Regions from separate parts of the Homo sapiens genome. Here region 2 is linked to region 1. Evidence: chromatin loops called from intact Hi-C (ENCODE). Cell type or tissue: breast epithelium. All regions are shown on one strand. Links, peaks and the distances in the headings refer to the core of each region. The heading gives the core; the rest is flanking DNA.

The links. Peaks named below come from ENCODE experiments on the same cell type or tissue, not always from the same donor. Only the 100,000 strongest peaks of a DNase experiment are listed, where the experiment ranks them.
Region 2: a loop joins it to region 1, with 22 times the contacts of the local background. A loop is called at or near these places in 2 of 110 quality-filtered maps.

Annotation. Positions count from the first base shown.
Region 1 is chr4:6,202,587-6,209,678 of GRCh38, reverse strand. The region is part of intron 1 of JAKMIP1-DT (JAKMIP1 divergent transcript); the gene reads right to left. Among named protein-coding and RNA genes, the nearest start is that of JAKMIP1-DT, 5.4 kb to the right of the region's middle. RefSeq lists an enhancer at 3,743-3,812. In breast epithelium, for the core only: no CTCF peak of the experiment used is centred there; no DNase peak of the experiment used is centred there.
Region 2 is chr4:6,273,424-6,286,236 of GRCh38, reverse strand. WFS1 (wolframin ER transmembrane glycoprotein) reads right to left here. Exons shown (of 8, transcript NM_006005.3): 2 at 8,550-8,786. The coding sequence starts at 8,781. Among named protein-coding and RNA genes, the nearest start is that of WFS1, 10 kb to the right of the region's middle. In breast epithelium, for the core only: no CTCF peak of the experiment used is centred there; a DNase peak (open chromatin) is centred at 5,686; H3K27ac peaks cover 2,423 bases.

The sequences.
Region 1 (7,092 bases), core at 3,231-5,730:
CTATAGGCGTGTGGCACCATGCCCAGCTAATTTTTTTTTTTTTTTTTTTTTTTTAGTAGAGATGGGCTTTTGCCATGTTGGCCAGGCTGGTCTCAAACTCCTGACTTCAGGTGATCCACCCACCTCGGCCTCCCAAAATGTTGGGATTACAGGTGACAGTCACCTTGGCCAGACCCACCCTGTTCCTGGAGGAAAATCCCACAGGCCCCTGGTCCCATCTCCCTGCCCAAGGGAGGAGCCTTATGCCGTGCAAAAGCCTGGATCAGCTACCTTCATGTTCACCAAAAGATGGACAGTGCGCACCACTGTCTTAAAATTTTTGAGATAGTTATAGATTCACATGCAGTTGTAAGAAATAATTCAGAGAGATCCCATATCCATCCCCCTTTATTCAGACATCTCTGGTTTAACATGAACTTGTGTGTGCATGTTTAGTGCTATGTCTCTTATCACGTGTAGGTTTGTGTGCCCAGCACCGCAGTCAAGATACAGAACAGCTCTAAACAAAGAAGCCTCAGCTACAGCTTTTATAGCTTTTATAGAAGGCTCAGCTTTTATAGCCACAGCCATTTCTCTCTTCCCTTCCCCAAGTCCTGGCAACCATGGATCTGTTTTCTGTCTCTATAATTTTGCCATTTTGATAAAGTTATATAAATGGAATCATACTGTCTTTTTCACTCGGCATAATTCTCATCCCTGTCTTTTTGGAATTGAAAGTGAACTGATGGAGAATATGAACTTGGTGTGGTTTTCCGATACTTTTTGTGTGAGTGAACATGGCCAAGTTACCTATGCTCCCTCTATCTCCTCTGGAACATGGAACTAGCGCAGGGATGGAAGGAGGGAAGATTCTCTGCCATGAAGGCTGGCAGTGTTCACCAACTGAGCACATTGGATGTGCCAAACTCTGTTTTAGGTGCGCCATGAGTGTCATCTTCTGAAACAGCCTAAGTAGCCTATGAAGTAGGTTCTGTTCCTTTCAGTGCTCAGATGAGGGAGCGGGGGCTCCAGGTGATGCAGGGAGTGAGCGGTGGAAGCAGGATTCCAGTCCCAGACTTCCTGGCAGGCGTGGGGTGTGGCACCATCTCTATTTGACAGAGAGAAGTCTGAGGCTCAGAGAGGTGAAGGAACTCGTCCTAGGGACACAGCTAATTTATGCTGAGCCAACAACAAAGCCTGGTACTCCCTATTCCTCCCCTAGCCCTGGCTTTTCTGGGTCCCTCTGCCTCAGGGGCTTGCCTGGAGCTTTCCCGGAAGCACAGAAGTGGGTCCCTCCTGCATAGGAGATGAAAGGAGGGGAGTAGATATTGCGAGCTGGGCTGACTGGTGTGAATCCTGGCTCTACCACTTTCCGGCTGGGTAAACTTTGGCAAGTTATTGAACCTTCACATCCCTCAATTTCTTTTTTTCTTTCTTTTATTTGAGACAGTCTTGCTCTGTCCCCCAGGCTAGAGTGCAATGGCACGATCTCGGCTCACTGCAGCCTCTACCTCCAGGGTTCAAGCGATTCTCCCACCTCAGACTCCCGTGTAGCTGGGACTACAGGCACGCGCCATCACCCCCGGCTAATTTTTGTATTTTTAGTAGAGACAGGGTTTCACCATGTTGGCCAGGCTGGTCTTGGACTCCTGACCTCAGGTGATCCACTTGCCTTGGCCTCCCAGAATGCTGGGATTACTGGCATGAGCCACCATGCCCGACCTACATCCCTCAATTTCTAAGGGTAGGGTGGGGATTAAAATGAGTTAATATATATGGACCTCAGCCCAGTACCTGGCACACAGCATGTGCTCAGTCAACGTTATTGCTATTAACAATATGAGTTTTTATTTACCCCTGGAGCCAGGCTGTCTGGGCTCTAGCCCTGGCTCTACTGGTTGTGTGATCTTGAGCAAGCTCTCCAACTAGGGCTGTTGTGAGGACTAAGACTTGGAGGCCAGCCAGAGTGGCTCACATCTGTAATCCCAACACTTTGGGAGACTGAGGTGGGCAGATCATTTGAGCCCAGGAGTTTGAGACCAGCTAGGGCAGCATGGCGAAACCCTGTCTCTACAAAAAATTAGCCAGGTGTAGCGGCGCACACCTGTAGTCCCAGCTACTTGGGAGGCTGAGGTGGGAGAATCACCTGAGCCCGGGAAGTTGAGGCTGCAGTGAGCTGTGATCCTGCCACTGCACTCCAGCCAGGGTGACAGAGACCCTGTCTCAAACAAACAAATAACAACACAAACGAAAAACCCACAATGAACTTGGAAAGTATTTAAATCAGTGCCTGCTGCAGCTCAAGCTTGGCCATGTTTGCTCTCAGTATCATTGCCATCCTCCCTCTTGCCCTGGAAGCACAGCCCACTGCCCAGAAGGCAGGACTTACAAGGGGGATCAGTTTCAACCACCCAGTGGAGGGGAGAGTAACGCCACTTAAAGAGTCCTGGCCTGTCCTTCTGGGACTGTGGCTCAAACTGCCCTGGCTCTGGCCCTTGACCTCCCTCATCTGGATCAGTTCAAAAGCCTCTAGTGTCCACCTTCCCATCAGCCTCCATGCAAAGGCTGCACCAGCTTCAGTGTGCAGTGCCCTGTTCAAAATTCACACATCAGCAGATGTTCCAGTGTGGCCTTCAGGGCTGCCCATGATCTGACTTTGCCAGACTCTCCAACCTTGTCTGCCCTCTCGGGGACGCAGGTGGGAAATTCATGGCATGGTCCTCGTGCTTCCAGCCCTTTGCACATGCTGGTCCCTCTGCATGGCTTCTGCTCTCATTGTCTGACCTCAGCTCAAGGGTTTTCTCCTCTAGGAAGCCTCTCTGGACTCCCTAAGCAGTCCTTATTCTGCAATTTTTTTTTTTTTTTTTTTTGCCACGGTCTCACTCTGTTGCCCATATTGGAGTACAGTCGCATGATCCTAACTCACTGCAGCGTTGAACTCCTGGCCTGGCCTCAAGTGAATTTCCCACCTCAACCTCCTTCCAAATAGCTAAGAGTACAGGCACTTACCACCACATCTGGCTAATTAATTGTAATTTTTTTTTTTTTTTGTAGAGACAAGGTCTTGCTATGCTGCCCAGGCTGGCTTGAACTCCTGGTTTGAAGGGATCCTTCTGCCTCAGCCTCCCAAAGCACTAGGATTATAGACATGCGACACTGCACCTGGCCCCTTCCTCTGCACTTTTATAGCCCAGGGCTACCCCATCAGAATGATCCAGGTACTCTTCTGTCTCTCCCACTGGCCCATGAGCCCTTGGGGGCACAAACAGCTGTTTCCCTGCTGTGTTCCTGGTGCCTAGGCAGAGTGCCAGCACAGTAGATGTGCACCGGTCTTGGTGGGATCTTCCACGGGGCTGGTGAGGTCAGGCTGCTCTTCCACACGTGCTCACAGGCCTCCTTTAATCCTGCCACTCTCGCCCTGCCCCAAGAGCCCCCAGTGGCTCCCTTTCAAGTGGAAGGTCAAATCCTAACTCTGGGCCTTCATGCTGCTGTTCACTGGCCCTGGGACATTGTTTCTGTTCCTCTTCTTCTAGCTAGCTAATACTCAAGCTAACCACCTCAAGGAAGACTCTGCCCCTCAGACCAAGCCAATCTCCATGTTACATGGTCTCCTACCAACTTCTCTTCCTCCTTTAGAATTATCACAGCTGTAGATAAATAACCATATAATTCATAATAACTAAAGGTATGTCCACATCCTGGAAACTGTGATATGGGAACTCATTTGGAAAAAGAGTCTTTGCAGGTATGATTAAGTTAGGGAGCTTGAGAAGAGATCCTCCTGGGTTATCTGGGTGAGTCCTCCATCCAATGACATCCTTATAAAAGACACTCACACAAAGAGGAGGAAGCCGTGTAATACAGAGGCAGAGACTGGAGTGATGCGGCCGCAAGCCAAGGAAGTCCTGGAGCCACCGGGAGCTGGAAGAGGCCAAGAAGGATCCTCTCCTAGAGCCTCTAGGGGAAGCACAGCCCTGCCAACACCCTGACTGTGGACTCTGGCCAGGCATAACTGTGAGAAAATAAATGTCTGTTGTTTCAGGCCTCCCAGTCTGTGATACTGTATTAGGGCAGCCCAGGAAACAAACCCAGAGTCACATATATTCACTCACTGAATCCCCACCCAAACCTATGCAGTTATTATGATTAAAAGATTAATCTTACAGATAAGGAAACTAAAGGTTCACTTACTTGCCTAAGGTCACCATGGGTACCTGACACAGCTGGAATTTAATCCCAGCAGCCCAGCCCTGCAGTGGTGGTGGTGACCACACTCTACTCTGCAAGAGCAGCAGGAACTGAAGTTTCTTTCCACCATCTTTGCAAGTGACCAGCCCATCACAGGTGTTGGGTGCTCACAGCTTCCCAGAGAGGAGCCCCTCTGATGAGAATGTTTGTCTTTATAGGGAGCTGAAACCTGCCTCTCTACCACTTCCAGGGCTCAGGGCACTTCCTCCCTACCACTTGTGGGCTCAGGGCACACGGGGCGGGGAAAGCAGCTTTGGCTTCGGAAGACTCGTGGCTTCCATGCTGCTTGCTGTGAGTGAGCCCCTGGGCCCCAACCTCTCGTCCCTAATAGGGAGATCTTGGTGGTACCTGACCCCCTGCCCCATAGGTCGTCCTGAGGGTTATGTAGTGACCACGTGGTGGCAGCGGGGGTGAATTCCTTGTGAAGCTAAGTACAGACCCTTCCAAGGCCTGGGAGAGCCAGAGCTCTGGGTTCATGTGGCCTTGTGTTTGGAAATACTTTCCAAAAGCAAGATATTTTAGCTGTAACTGGCTAAGCTGGCTGCCAGGGTTTCCAAGACAGGGTTCCACAGACTGAAGAGCTTTAACAACAGAAACTTATTTTTCACAGTTCAGGAGGCTTCAAGTCTGAGACCAAGGTGTTGGTTTCCTCCAAGTCCCCTCTCCTTGGCTTGCAGATGGCCATCTTCTCACTGTGTCTCCACAGGGGCTTCCTTCTGTGTCTTAATCTCTTCTTATAAGGACACCAGGCATATTGCATTAGGTCCCACCCTAAAGACCTCATTTAAGCTCAGTGACCTCTTTAAAGGTCCTATCACCAAATACAGTCACATTCTGAGCTCCTGGGGGTTAGGGCTTCAGCACTCAAGTTCTGGAGGACACAATCCAACCCATAATACCCTCTGTCTCTTTCCCTATGCCGCCCTCATCATGCTTCCTCCCACTTCGGAGCTGCTGCGGAGGCCAAGGGCATTTTGGGGATGTAGCTGAAGGGGGATTGAGTTGGGGATGCCTTGGTTTGGGTTTAGTGGGGTGTGTTTATGTAGGTCTGAGCCAGTCTGTGTGGGTCGAGTTGTTGCTCCCTGAACAGGCTAATGGCTCCCAGGAGTGCCCTCCTTGCCATGGCACTGGCAATGTGTGCTATGGTGCCTGGCACCAGGAGTCTATGGGCAGAGGAAGAGACATAAGGGTTGAAAATGTCATTCTTCCAATAGGAGAGGTCTGGATTTGCAGACCCTCAGAGTCACAAGGCAACTGGGGGTGTCGCATAGCCCAGGACTGCTCAGCAGGAGTCACCTGGGGCATTTAGTAAAATGCTGATTCCTAGACCCTGCTACTCTGAGGCTTCAATTCAGTGGGATGTGGAGGAGCCTGGGCATCTGCATTTCTCCTATGCCTCTCCAGGTGATGGGCGCCAGCACTGAGGTTTAGGAGGTGTTAGTCGAGTCATGTTCTGGTTTGCAATTGTTCAGTTGCTTTTCATCATGAAAATTAATAAAATCCCAGTAAGAAGCCTGGAAGAAATAGAATTCTTCCAAGTGTTAGCATTCATTTATGAAAGAATGATAGACCTTTCTCCAAATTTGAAAACAATCTCAAAAAACTACCTGAGATTACCAATAATGAGTTATGAGGCTGACAAAGTTTTCCAACCAACATTAAAATTTGTTCCCATCATTATAGGAGTACTCTGAATTATCTATTTTCTCCACAGGAAAAATATTATAAAATCATTGGCTTCCAAAGAGGTAATCAAAAATGACGAAGAAGCAAAAAATGTAAAAAAAAGAAGATATTATAAAGGTGGATATCAGGTATCCAATTAATACAATTTTATATTAGTTTTATAATGTTTTCGCAACGTTTTTGATATTTGTCAACTTAAAATATTTTAAAATTTGTTGTGATTTGTTATTATTCTAAATAAGTTTTCATTTTTGTACCAAGTCTTGTACTGGGGTTTTTAAATTCTTCTTCCTAAGGGGGACTGTAGCGGCTCCAGGTTTTACAAAACCTGGATCTACTAACCAATAGTTGCCTGTTCAAAAGTCATTCTTCTTCTTTTCCTCACTAATGGAACCCTGACTTTGTTTCAGGCAGCAATGTACCTTCAATTAAAAAAAAACATCCTTGGCCGGGCGTGGTGGCTCACACCTGTAATTCCAGCATTTTGGGAGGCCAAGGTGGGTGGATCACCTGAGGTCTGCAGTTTGAGACCAGCTTGGCCAACATGGCAAAACTCCATCTCTACTAAAAATACAAAAATTAGCTGGGTGTGGTGGTGTGGGCCTGTAATCCCAGCTACTTGAGAGGCTGAGGCAGGAGAATCACTTGAACCCGGGAGGCGGAGGTTGCAATGAGCCAAGATCACGCCATTGCACTCCAAACTGGACAACAGAGCAAGACACCATCTTAAAAAATAATAACAATACTCCCAGCCTCCTCTGAAGCCAGGGCTGGCCATGAGACACCGTCCCAGCCAATGAGATAAAACAGAGCTCTCTGGGGAGAGTTTTCAGGAAAGCGGTGAAGTGGAGCTGACCTAGTGTGGGTATGCCTTTTGTTCTTCCCCTTCTTGACTGGAATAGTGATGAGATGTCTGGGAAGAGGCAGCCAACTTGCCACGTAGAAGACATTTTGAAAAAGAAAATTACATCCTGAGGGTGAAGGAGTGAGAGAGGATAAAGTGAGGAACAGCTTGCCTTTGCATTTCTTGTTAAGAGAGAATAAAAATCTGTTTAAGCCGCTGTCTAGTTGTGATCCCGATTACTCACAGCCAGACATAACCCTTAATCTACACACATGTATCGAAGTACCACCAGCTGGGCTTTTTAAACAACAGAAATGCACTGTCTCACTTCTGTA
Region 2 (12,813 bases), core at 4,684-7,183, 75 kb before region 1:
TCAGCAAATGAATCTGGGAGAGACACAAACTTTCAGTCCACAGCAGTGGATTGTTCTCTGGCTTCCCACGATGCGCTGCAGTCAGCTCACCATTTTGGTGGCTCCTAGATCCATCAAGGAGACAGAGTCAGGTTACTGACCCTCCCCTCCTCTCCATCAGGTCTGTAGGTTGCTTCCAATAACCTCTTGTTTTCTACGGTGGTGCCATGAACCGTTTCTTTTCTTTTGGGAAGTCATTTTCCTAGCACAGGTTCTCCAGTTGAATTATTAGACCAAGGGTCAAAACATCAACTACAGTTTGTGCTGCATTTTACTTCCTAAGAAGTTACCTGAATTTACAAAAGCATCATGCAGTCTTACCCATTTCACCCAAGGCTGGCTGACAACGGGACAGGCTGCATGGTTCCCAGTAACACCACACTGAGGACCAGCCTTTCTGGTCCAACTCACCCAGGGCTTTCCCAGAACCATACCGTGCCAGGCTCTGAACCGGCTCTGCAGCACCAAGTGCTGCCTGGCCACTGCCTTCAGATGACCCAGGTGTACAGGAGACAGGACTCCAGTGGGAGACCATGGGATGTGGCCAGGTGCAAAGGCAGAGAGGAAGGGTCACACCCAGTTTGGAGAGGGCAGAGGGAGGCTGGGACAACTCAAAAGTCGCAGGTGGCAGGTGAGGCCCTCACAGGTAAGGCTGTGTGGGTGAGGCATGTGTTTGGAGAAGGAAAGAATCAGATGGATTCTTCACAAGCTCTCGTGGTCAGGCACACGCACTCCAGCCCTGTGGATGGACAACTCGCCAACACAAAGGCCCCTCTCCCTGGAAGCCCCCCTCCCTGGATGCCCCCATCCCTGGACACCCCTCTCCCTTGATGCTGCTTTCCCTGGACACCACCCTCCCTGACAGGCCACCTCCCTGGATGTACCCCTCCCTAGAGGCTCCTCTCGCTGGACGCCCCTCTCCCTGGATGTCCCCGTCCCTGGAAGACTCCTCCCTGAATGTCCCTCTCCCTGAATGCCCCTCTTCCTGGACGCCCCTCTCCCTGGACGTAACTCTCCCTGGATGTAACTCTCCCTGGACGCAACTCTTGCACAGAGTTTCGGGCTCAGCTTCCTTGCCGGGGTCCTCAAGGACGCTGCTCAGAGATGGCATCAGGTCCCGCAGGGCAGCCCTTTTGGACACCCACCCTCCCCAGAGCCCCCAGACCTTGGTGCTCCCTGAATCCATCAAGGACAGTTCTCCTTCCTTGCTGCCGTCACCCTGCCAGCCCCCCAGCGTGGTTTCTGGCTGCGGGCTCAGCAGCAGACTCACTATCCCTAGAGGAACTGCAGACACAGAGCCTGCAGGCACCAAGGCCATGGGCCCACAGAGCAGCGTGAGCGATCACAATGACACAGACGCACGTGTGGATCCATGCTCCACAGTAAGGTGCTGTGCGACCTGGTGCAGGCCACATCACTGCTCCGAAGCAGCTTCAATCTGATCGTTAACATCAATCTGATAGGATGGTTTATGATGAAAAGAGATGCTTTGTAGTGAGTGGTCCAAAGTTGCTGTTCACAAGAGGAGGCTTTCTCTTCCCTCCCCCACTTCCCCAGGAGACCCCAGGGCTGTTGCTGTACTTCCCACCACAACGCCAGCACCTCTAGTGAATTCAAGTCTCCTTACTTGACCTAAGTTCACAAGTCATATTATTCTTCCCTTTTTTAAAAAAATCAAAACATGGAAGGTCCAAGTCTATATGGTGGTCTAAAAAGATTCTTCCAGTCCATAATTAATTTTTCACAGAAGTTATTCACAGCCTGACATTTCAAGACATCTCCCCGATATACAGAATCTCTCTCTCTTTTTTATTATTATTTTTTGAGACAGAGTTTCACTCTCATCGCCCAGGCTGGAATGCAATGACAAAATCTCGGCTCGCCACAACCTCTGCCTCTCGGGTTCAAGCGATTCTTCTGCCTCAGCCTCCTGAGTAGCTGGGAATACAGGCGGCCGCCACCATGCCCAGCTAAGTTTTTTTGTATTTTTAGTAGAGACAGGGTTTCACCATGTTGGCCAGGCTGGTCTCGAACCCCTGACCTCAGGTGATCTGCTGCCTCAGCCTCCCAAAGTGCTGGGATTACAGGTCTGAGCCACTGCGCCCAGCCCAGAATCTCTTTGAGATGGACACACACCCTCTTCATTATTCCAGCTTCCATATGGCAGTGGTGGGCTCGTCCTGCAGACCAGTTAGCTCAGTCCATGAAGTAGGAGCCTTCGTGGGCTCAAAGGCAAATCCCAGCATGCTCACTGCTCAGTGCCAGAAAGATCACCCCCAGAAGCCGGCTGCATCAGTGTGGACCACCAAGAACCATCAAACACACGTGTTTTCTGTGTGCTCGACCTCCGTTCCTTGCTTTTTCTGATGACTGCACCTTGATGTCCCTTTTGGGGAACCCCGCCACTCTCAGTCCTCATGGTCTGGGTGGCACTGCCCCCTCCCCTGCGCTGCACAGAAGGCCCGCACCCCCACCTGGCCAATCAGAGTTGCCAGGTCATCTCCCTGACTACAGCACCTGGTTCAGGGATGGACACAGCCCAGCGGAGTTTGTGCTAGAACTGCTGGGAAATGGGCTTTCACCTTCTGCTCATCTTGGCACGTGGATGCCAGCTTGAACTGTGGAAGGTCACCCTGTGGGCAGAGCCCCTGAGACACAGGCAGCACAGGAAAGCAGAGTGGAATGGGGGCGGGGGAGTACTTCCTGATGACATCATCTGAGCCCCTGGATCCAGCCGTGCCTGAAGCAAACTACTCTAGGCTCTACAGATCTATGGACTCATCAATCCCTTGCCCCTCTACTTTTTTGGCTTGTGTCAATTTATATTGAGATTTTGTCACTTACAACTAAAAGGGTCCTGAATCTAACTCATTCTTTGAAAGTCTGCCTATCAATCACAAAATAGCAGTGTGATCAGAGCTGGATACCATGGGCAGGTCTCCTTCCCTCTGTGAGGTTCTATGGAGAACACCCTACATCTTTTTAATTATTTGTCATGCACGGGCCCTATGGATTTGAGAGATTCATGGATGCCACGTGGAATCAGTCAATGACCCTCACTTTCTCAGGCACTACCTAGGGCATCCTCCAGGATGCGCCCCTTCCCGGCACAGCCCACTGCCATATCTTGCTGGAACCTGGGTCATCGTCCATCGTCTATCACAGGCTCCGCCAGCCTTCGTGGATGCCATCTATGTCCGTGGGTCTCACCCGTCTCGCCACCAGCTTCCACTACGACGCTGGACAGTACACAGGGAGCAGACGGGGATTCCAGGAGGAAGCCACTGCAAATAGGGCCTGCAGCTGCCCTCTCTCCTTCTGAAATCCTAGCATAGTCCAGGACACAGCACCTCCCTGGCTGAGCAGCTGAACTGCCAAGCTCAACTCCCTGATTGAGCAGATATTCTGCAGAAATAGAAAAGGATGGAGGGAAGGCTTCTTCCCACACAATGAACATCAAACCCACCCAAGGGGCAGTGGCTGGGGCCTCCCTTCCCAAACAGCTGGCTCAAAACATGCACAAAATTTTCCCAAAGTGGGCTGGGAGCAGGGCAGCTGGCTTCCACTTTCATATTACTGATGCATCCAGACATACTTCCATAGTGTTTAAAAATTTTTGGATGTATGTCAAATGCTCTTAAGAGTGCGATCTTAGGCATGTGGTAAATAAATATGATGTAATCCTCCCGTCTCCAAGGGTGCTGCTGCCCTCTCCCTCCCTCCCTCACTGGTCCTGGGCAAGCCCTTGACCTCCACGATCTCTCTGCGCCTCTCGTGACGCCCACAACAAGGGGCTGTGCCAAAGGGAAAGGTAGAAAGAAAAGAGGATGTGCTGTGTGCTGTCATCATCCCTGTGCCAGAGACAGGGCACAGGGTGGTGGCCTTGCACCACCGGCGCATCCCCCACATGGGGAAGCTGGGGTCACCCTGCACCACAGGCATCCCATCAGCCTCTGTGACACTGACAATGATTCTCGTGAATGGACAGGCTGAATGGTCCTCAGCCCTCTCTTTCTATGCTGGCTGAACTCTGAGGCGGGAACAGGACAGACAGTGGCTGGAGGCCCTGGCAGGGAGGGCACCCTTCTAACAGGCCCTGCGTAGCCGAGGGCACCAAACTGACAGGCAGGACCCCTGAGCTCACCACGGCCTGCCCTGGGCCAGGCAAGAACGAGCACGTCCACCCATGAGAGTTGGGGCTGTGTAGGTGACTGTAGACATCACCCACAGTGGGAGGGTTCCTGGAGGTGACGTCCGAGGCTTGGAGCGCAAAGTAGGACAGGCACACTGCCAAGTTCCCAGAAGACTGAGTGCCACCAGATCCTGTGGCCAGTCCTCAGTGTGGTGTGGGGGGCTCAGCAGGAGCACATCAGCAATCAGATGGGCCAGGTCAGGATAAAGAACAGGCGTGACAGCTGCTTCCTAAATAATCAACGGTGGGTGCCCTGAGTAGCACCTCCTGCTGTGCCTGTCCCCAGGGCAGCAGGGGCTCAGCGCACTCCCACATCTGCATCAGAGCCCCAGTCCCTCCTGGGCCCCCTTGTACCCTCTAAGACTAAGCTCGGACCCCGCCGGGAACCACCCCCAGGACCCTACCTCAGGCTGTGCCACCACCGTCCACCTGGCAGCCCCAGCCAGAAACCTGGAGGCCACCCTGGCTTTCTCCCCTCCATGTCTACCTGTCCCTCAGCCTTCTTGTGGCCTGGCTACTCCTCTCTCTGCTCCGCCTCCTGGCTGGCCTTTAATGTAAACAATCCATCTAACAGCTGAGCCCCACTCACGACAATGCCCTCTCCTTTCCCTGACCCTCAGGGCCCTGCTTGGCCTGGCTGACCTCTTGACACCACAGCCAATTCCTCATGGGTCTTGGGTGCCCCCCACTGGGCTCCCTCTCTGCCCAGGGTGCCCTTAGTGTAGGAGCTGGGGTGCCTGCTTTCCCCACACCCGAAGGCCCTTCTTTGTCCCTCGCCCAGCGGCTCTAACTGGCAGTGCAGCCTCAGTCAGCATTGGTGGGTGCTTCCTGGTGGGGTGCACCTCCTCCCCAGGGCTCCTGCTCCTGTCCGCATCTGTGTCCCTGTGGCTGCCAAAGCAATCCCCCTACCCCCAATGGCTGGGAGGCCTGGCAGATTCAGCAGTCGTGTGGGCTGGCCACCCACTGGGGTCAACAGAAAGGGCATATGACTGCCCCAGAGTCTCACAGTGAGCTGGGCCACCTCACAGTAGGGTGATTCCCTGGTCAAGGCGGTGGCAGCACTGCTGTAGAGACTTGTAGAGATGAGAGTGCTGCTGCTCGGAGACGGAGTGGCGGGTACGACTCGGAAAGCTCCCGAATCTCACCTCCTTCCCTCCTCCACCAACCCCAGGCCTTGTCCTACTGGTAGACCCGTGAATGACAGAGACAGCAGGAGAGCTCAGGGCCGCATAGTGGGAAGGGGTGGGGCCTCGGCTGGTACCCAGGAGGCCTGAGTGCCCACCAGGGCCACATGCTTAGCACACACTTAGCACAGGCCAAGCACATGATAGCCACAGCATGCCCAGCCTGAAGCTGAGACGATGACACAGTCTGCTTTCCTTCCTCCCACCTGCACCAGGCCTGTCCCTCTGTGCATCTGAGCCCGCCCTTTAGCCCCAGGGCTAAACAGAACAGGCCCAGAACAGGCTCTCTGCCAGGGCGTGGACTCGCACAGCCGTGTCACGGTGGCTGAGTGAGGCTTGGTGTCAACTCTACCTCTCTGTGCCTGCTGGGTCACCTGGGACCAGGTGTGACAAGCCCAGCTTTATTCTCTTGTTGAGCAGAACAACAGATCCCCCCAGGGCTGGAGACAACACTGAGGTGATCACAGGACTCACCACAGCTGCCTGTGAAGAAACGGCCCCTGCCCATCAGCCCTGGGGCAGCCACCGACAGGCAGGTGCCGGCCCTGGCCCACTGGCACATCACTTGGGCTGCTGTCAAAAATCAGGACAGACAACACCTCTCAGCACGTGGGCATCCACGCTCCACACAGGACACAGTTTCCCCTCTCAGGGCTGCCATGAGGAGTCCCGCCCTGGCACAGGGACGCCCAAGAGCCTCACAACTCCCTGCAGTCTCCTTTCTAGCCGGAGTCACTGTTTCCTTTACCTGTCTGGGCCCAGGAGCCCCTGAGCTTCCAAGCCCCGACCCGTTGGCAGTGGTTCCCCAGGTGGCAGGTGACTTGCCAAGGCCACAGAGCCAGGATGGGAAGGAAGTGTGGGGCTCCAGCCCAGTGACGTTTCTGAAGCAGCCCCTCCCCAGCCTTGCTGAATGAAGGGCTGAAAAGGGGGTCAGTTCCTCAGGGAGGCAACCAGAGAAGGGCAACCCCAAGGCTGCTCTTCTCCTGTTTCCCAAGTGTACAGGCCAAGGAGCAGCTCAGATGGGGCTCCGACGATGCCTCCTCCAGGCAGTCTTCCTGATGCCCTGAAGAGTGACCAGGCCCTCCTGGGGTGCCCCTAGGGGACTGCAATGTGGGTTGTCCCCCGCGCTACATGAGCCCCAGAATGTAGTTCCTTGTTCACTCCTGTCTCCCATATTGCTCAGGGCTCCCGGAGGGCAGGACTGAGCCTTCACTCCTGTCACCAGGGCCTGGCCAGGCACTGATCTAGGGACAGGCCAACCTGCTCTGTGCACTTCTCTGAGCCTGGGACATGGGGATCCCTGGGCGCAGATGACCTGAGGCCCATAGTGAGCACAGGCTCCACGGTATGTTTAAATCTCCCCTCCACCCTTCACCAACCACGGGACGCTGGGTCATCTACTTAAGCCCTCTATCCCTCGGTTTCCCATCTGAAAAACAGGGCAGCAGCAGAGCCTGCCTCCCAGGGCTGTTAAAGAGGCAAGTGGGCTAATGCCCTAAAAAGATGCCTAGCTCGGGGAAGTGTCAGTTAAATAGCTACCCTTGTTGTTACCTATTGGTATTTCAACTGATGCTCACCCACCTATGTTGGCTGGATGGGGGAGCTAAATAACAGATTCTCGCAGCAGCTGCTACTGGCAGGGACCCTGGGCCCTGCCCTCCCTGCGGCCACTGGGCATGCAGGGCCAGGCCTGCTTTGGCCACATCAGTGACCAGTGACTGGGAGACGGGATGCCCACTGCCCCCAGCTGCAGGCCCAGTGGTGGGGACTGGGCTGTCAGGCGGCGCCCAGGGCTTGCTCTTCACCACCCCCACATTGGAGACCGAAGCCAAACAAACCACAGCTGCTTCCTGACTCTTCTTATCTGAAACACACAGTCTTGGACTCTGTCCTTTGCGGGCTGTTCTCATTACCCAGATTGAAACCAAGCTTCCGAGCCCTGGTATCTGTTCCCCTGAAGCCGTGAGGCTGGGCCCAAATCCCGGGGTCAGGCCCTCATCCGCCCAGAGGCCTCCAAAACAAAGCAGAGGAGCACAGTGATCTTTTAAGGAGATGCAAAGACAAACAGGGCCCAGGGCTGCAGTGAGTTTCCAAGGGCACGCCCAGCATAAGTGGTACATGGGAGCCTCAGCGCGCTGCGACCACAGCAGGGAGGCCCCACGGCCCTGCCAGTGGGGTGACTGGGACAAGAAGGAAACCTGGACCACTCGAGCACCTCGTCTCTCACCCGCTGGGTCTCTTGGGCAAGTCACCTAGACTCGGTGTCTCAGTTTCCCCTCTCAGGACTGCCATGAGGAGTCCTGCAGGCACATGGAAAAGGCTGGTGTACACAGCAGGCACTCACCATGGGTCTGGGGCTTCTGCATGGGCAGGAGGGGCAGTGATGAGCTGGGACTGAGCCTCCCTGGCAGCGGCCTCTCTAGCAAAAGTGAAGGCTGACCGAGGCCTGAGTCAGCTGGAGAAGGTGCCCAGGGGCCGGACTCCCCTGGCTCACACCCACCACCCTCACATCACCACCCAGGAACCAACAAGCCTGTCAGCTCTGCCTGTGAACACCAAGGGCCTCAGCTCTGCTTTGAACACCCAGGGCCTCAGTCAGCTCGGCCTGTGAAGACCAAGGGCCTCAGTCAGCTCTGCCTGTGAACACCCAGGGCCCCAGCATCCCGCCTCAGGATGGAGGTGAAGGACGCCCGTCCCTCACAAGTCTCCCTCAGGGAGAGGGGAAACTCAGCACCAAGGGCTTCGCCCGCATGTGGCCTCACTCCCGAGAGTGTGGCTGTCACCTCTGGCCTGCCACCCTAGTTGGTTACAGAGGGCCCGTGAATTTACTCCACATGTTTGGACGCTGTTGCAAATGGAAGCTGTGAAGTGCTGCAGAGGCCCTGGGAAGAGAAGGACTGCAGAGGAGTGGGGGCACCAGCACCACCTCGAGTGGGTGCCACAAAGGTGACAGGTGCAAGGCTCTGAGGAGGTGGGTAGCCCCACTGGATGGACGCCTGTGCACAGCATGGGAGCTGCACAATGCTGAACTGCAGAGGACCTGGCGGGGGGACCCTCCAGGGGTGGCTGAACCCCGTTCCCACCCAGCTATCCCTGAACATCCCCAGCCTGGGCTTCCCAGCCTGCTCCCTTACCGGTGCCGTCTGCTCTTTCCCGGCTCCTGGTATGCTGGGCCTGGGGTTCAGCGGGGGCCGCTGCGTCTCTAACACCAGGGCCAGGGCCAGCCTGGGGTCCGGGTGCTCGGGGCCTTTCGCTCCTCTCCTGCTCCAACGAGGCTGTGGCATTGAGTCGGGAACGCGCCTGGGGCTGCGGTGCTGGCGGGGGCTGTGGGCAGGAGGGGCCCAGCGGAGCAGTGTTGGAGTCCATCCTGCCTGGAAGAAAAGTCAAGGTCAGGCACATCCAGCACCGGCAGAGCCCGCTCTGGCACTTAGTGTCTGCTGGAGACAGAAAAGCAGAGGGAGGCAGGTGGGAGCTGCCAGACACTCCATACAGGATCTCGCTGACACTCAGTACAGTCCCCATGGGCCAGCACCGCTTCCAGGGAGGAAACCATGGGAGGACACTCACCCACGTGACTCTACAGATGGCATGGCACTTACAATCTCAGACCTGCACATGCCGAGGCCTGGAGTCCCTGCCTCACTGGGCATGAGCCACACAACCCTGGCCTTCCCTCATCCAAGAAACGGGGATGATGATAGCAACACCCAGAGCCCACCCATGTGGAGCCTGGCTGCAGGGGGCTGAATTGGGCCCCACATCATGTGCCCACCAATGTCTGTGAATGTGCCCTTATTTGGAAAAACAGGTCTTTGAAGATGTATTTAAGGATCTTGAAATGAGATCAGCCTGGAGTAGGGAAGCCCTGGCTCCAAGAGCTGATGGCCTATAGGAAGAGAAGTGTAACAGAGCCATGCGGAGACGGGTGACAGTGGCCAAGGAGCAGGAGGACCACTGGCCACTGCCAGAAGCTGGACAGAGGCGAGGAACTGAGCCTCCCTCAGAGCCTCCAGGAGGGACCCACCCTGCCCACACCTTGACTTCAGACTTCTGCCTCCAGAACCATCAGAGAACAAACCTCTGTTGTTTTAAGCCACCAAGTTTCCAGTAGTTTCTTACGGAAGCCCTAGAAAACTAATACGCTGGTACTGAGTAAAGTTAAGTAAATATGAGAGGGGAAGGGAGCTGGGGAGGGGAGAAGAGGGCAGGGGAGAGAAGAGAGGGAGCCAAATGGGTGGAGCTGGGATTCATACCCAGATCTGCCGCTCCACAGCCCCCACCCCAGGCCCAAGCCACAGCACCGAAGTCAGAGGACTGATGCCCCAGAAACCAACACAGAGAGTAAAAAGCAAACTAAGGCAAACAGTGCGGTGGGGGCATCAGAAGAGACTAGAGTGAGCAGAGATCCCGTGACCCGTGTCACGCCGGAGCAAGGGCTTTATTTTATTCAACAGAGGCCCTCACATGCTGCTTAGCAACATGGAAAAACACCACCATCCCTGTAATGAAGGACAACCACCGGCCACAGACACAGAGCTGAAAGCGCTGCAGGATCCCGAGCCCCGGACCCGGATGGGCCCTGGATGAGCGGCGTTAGGGGTGGGATGCAAACCCCTGGCACTGCTGGACCTTGAACCTGCTGCTGTGTGAGGCTGTGGAAACTTTTCCTCAGATTCCCAAATGACCCTCCCAAGCTCAGGGCCACAGCCATCCTCTGAGGCACAGAGCAGGGAGAGGCTGGTAACAGAGAGTCTCGCTCCCAGCCCCAAGCTGCCGCAGCGCTGTACTCCTGGCTCTGTGCCCACCAGCTGTGTGGTCCTGAGCAGCCCACATCCCGCTCTGCACCTCAGCCTCCTCATCTGAAAATGGGGACGGGGCAACTGTGAGGACCAGTGAGACCAGACACCATGGGCAGCACGAGGGAGTCCCCTGGCCACCTCTGAACACCCAGCGCTTGGCACTGAGCAGCCAGGTCTGAGTAGGTGCCCAGAGGTCACTTTTGGGGGCAGCTGTGACTGGAAGAGTCAGGAGTGGCCCCAGGCTCCACACACAACAATTTCTGCTCCATTCCCGCTGCAAATGAGTCCTAAAGATCAGACTGGTGTCGCTCAAGAACTCTGCAGATTTCAATCCACACGTTCCTCCCTCAGAGGGACTGAGCCCTTAGTGTAAAACATCCCCCAGGTGCAAACCATGCATGGTCAAGCACACCCCCCCCCCCCACCCCACCCCCGTGCATCCCCCAGGTGCAAACCATGCATGGTCAAGCACCCCCGGGTGCATCCCCCAGGTGCAAACCATGCATGGTCAAGCTTGGGAGCCTGCTCCATCCTGTTTCCAAGTTCCCAGCTCCCGGGAACTGGCACCTTCCACAAAAGCAGCCATTTAACTGCACGTGCAGACCTAAGTGTCCCCTTAGTCAGCTGTGGCAGAGAAATACAGGATCGCACGTAGAACCCACACGCTGTGGGCAAACAGAACCACGGTCCTGCAGGCCACCGGACCACCTGAGATGGTGAAAAGTCAGGTCTTCAAATGACACGTGGCCTTGTCTACCTTCTCTCCCATGGTTCCCACTGCCCCGAAGTCAGGTGTCACTTTCTCAGACAGAGAGAGAGGGCACCTTTACTGAGGGCTGACCTACGCCAGGGCATCTCTGCCATCAAGACCAACGGCTCTGTTCTCTGTACTTGTCTTTTCTCATGAGTTTCTCGTATGGCCCTGGAAGGTAGGTCCTATTGTCGTGAGTTCCTCGCATGGACCTGGAAGGTAGATCCTATTGTCATCCCAGAGTTATAGATGGGGAAATGTTTTATCCTTCAACCTCACCCCACTTCACAGACAGGAACCCAGGTGCAGGGAGGGGAGGGACCTGCTCAAGGTCAAACAGCTCCAGGTACCAGACCTGAAATTCAAATCCAGACCTGCCCAATTCTAATGCTTCTGCAAGCTCATTTCTGAAAAAGACGACTTTGAAATCAGACCGCCATGCCACTGCACCCTCTCTCCCGGGGCCCATTCACTGCAAAACACTGGCTACCCTTCAACATCAGCATACAAATGCTGACCTCCACACTTCTGTTTCTGCAGGGCCCTCTTCCCGGAATGCCTTCTTACCCCCCTCCCCCAGCCTAGACCCTAAGCACCCTTCAAGTCAAGAGCTCCAGCGATACCTCCTTTGTGGGAGCTTCCAAGCTATGTCTGTCCCGAGTCCCTGTCTTCCTCACCTACTCAGGTAAACACACAGCACTCAGGCGATCACCTCTCCATCAGAGCCCTCCCTCTGCTAGAGGTTACAGCTGGAAGCAACATGGTGTGGGGCGTCGGTTACCCTTACTAGTGGCCACATGACCTCACTGTGTCTGTTTCCCCATATGTAAAATGGGGATAGCACCTCCCACATAGGGGTGCTATGGGGATTACGTGTGTGGCAGAAGAGAAAGCAAACTATTGGGCATTAAAAAAAAACTAAGCCGGCCAGGCGCGGTGGCTCACGCCTGTAATCCCAGCACTTTGGGAGGCCGAGGCGGGCAGATCACAAGGTCAGGAGATCAAGACCATCCTGGCTAACACAGTGAAACCCCGTCTCTATTAAAAATACAAAAAAATTAGCCAGGCGTGGTGGCGGGCGCCGATAGTCCCAACTACTGGGGAGGCTGAGGCAGGAGAATGGTGTGAACCCAGGAGATGGAGCTTGCAGTGAGCCGAGATCGCGCCACTGCACTCCAGCCTGGGTGACAAAGCGAGACTCCGTCTCAAAAAAAAGAAAAAAGAAAAAGGAAAAGAAAAACCCTAAGCCATTACTCCCAGGTGCTAAACAAAGGCATGTTCAGTTGGAAAACACTTCATAAAAGGAATTTCAGGAAAACAGATTCTAGCTGGCCTATGTACCATGTATGTCACACTGCAGTTAAAAAAAAACTGTTTAAAGTAAAATCTCTGGTTAGTAAGAATGGATGAATACAGGAGGATTAATTTTCAGGTTCCCTGGGGGTTGGCCAAGTCTGGTTTGGATCAAAGGGCTTGTTATTTCAAAACAAGCACAACAATTCCTGGTCATGGTTGGTCACAGGGACAATGAAGATCAGAAAAGATCTCCCGGTGGAAGGACCTGCTGTCTGGTCCTTCCCTCTCTGAGTCTTCCTGCATGTTACAGCCACTGTGAGCCCTGAGGGCAGGGCTGCAGCTTATCCACTCGGAAGACCGGCTGCCTTGCCAGGAATACGTTAAGCACTTAATGCATGTGGGCAGAAGCCTGAGGCAGCCTGGCCTAGGGCAGGAGCACCATCCAGGCAATAATGCTGTGGGACCTTAGCAAGTCCCTCCCCCAGACCCCAGCATCCAGGCATCTCCAGCTGCATCCACTCTGCACCCTCAGATCCCCACCTGCACGGTGGG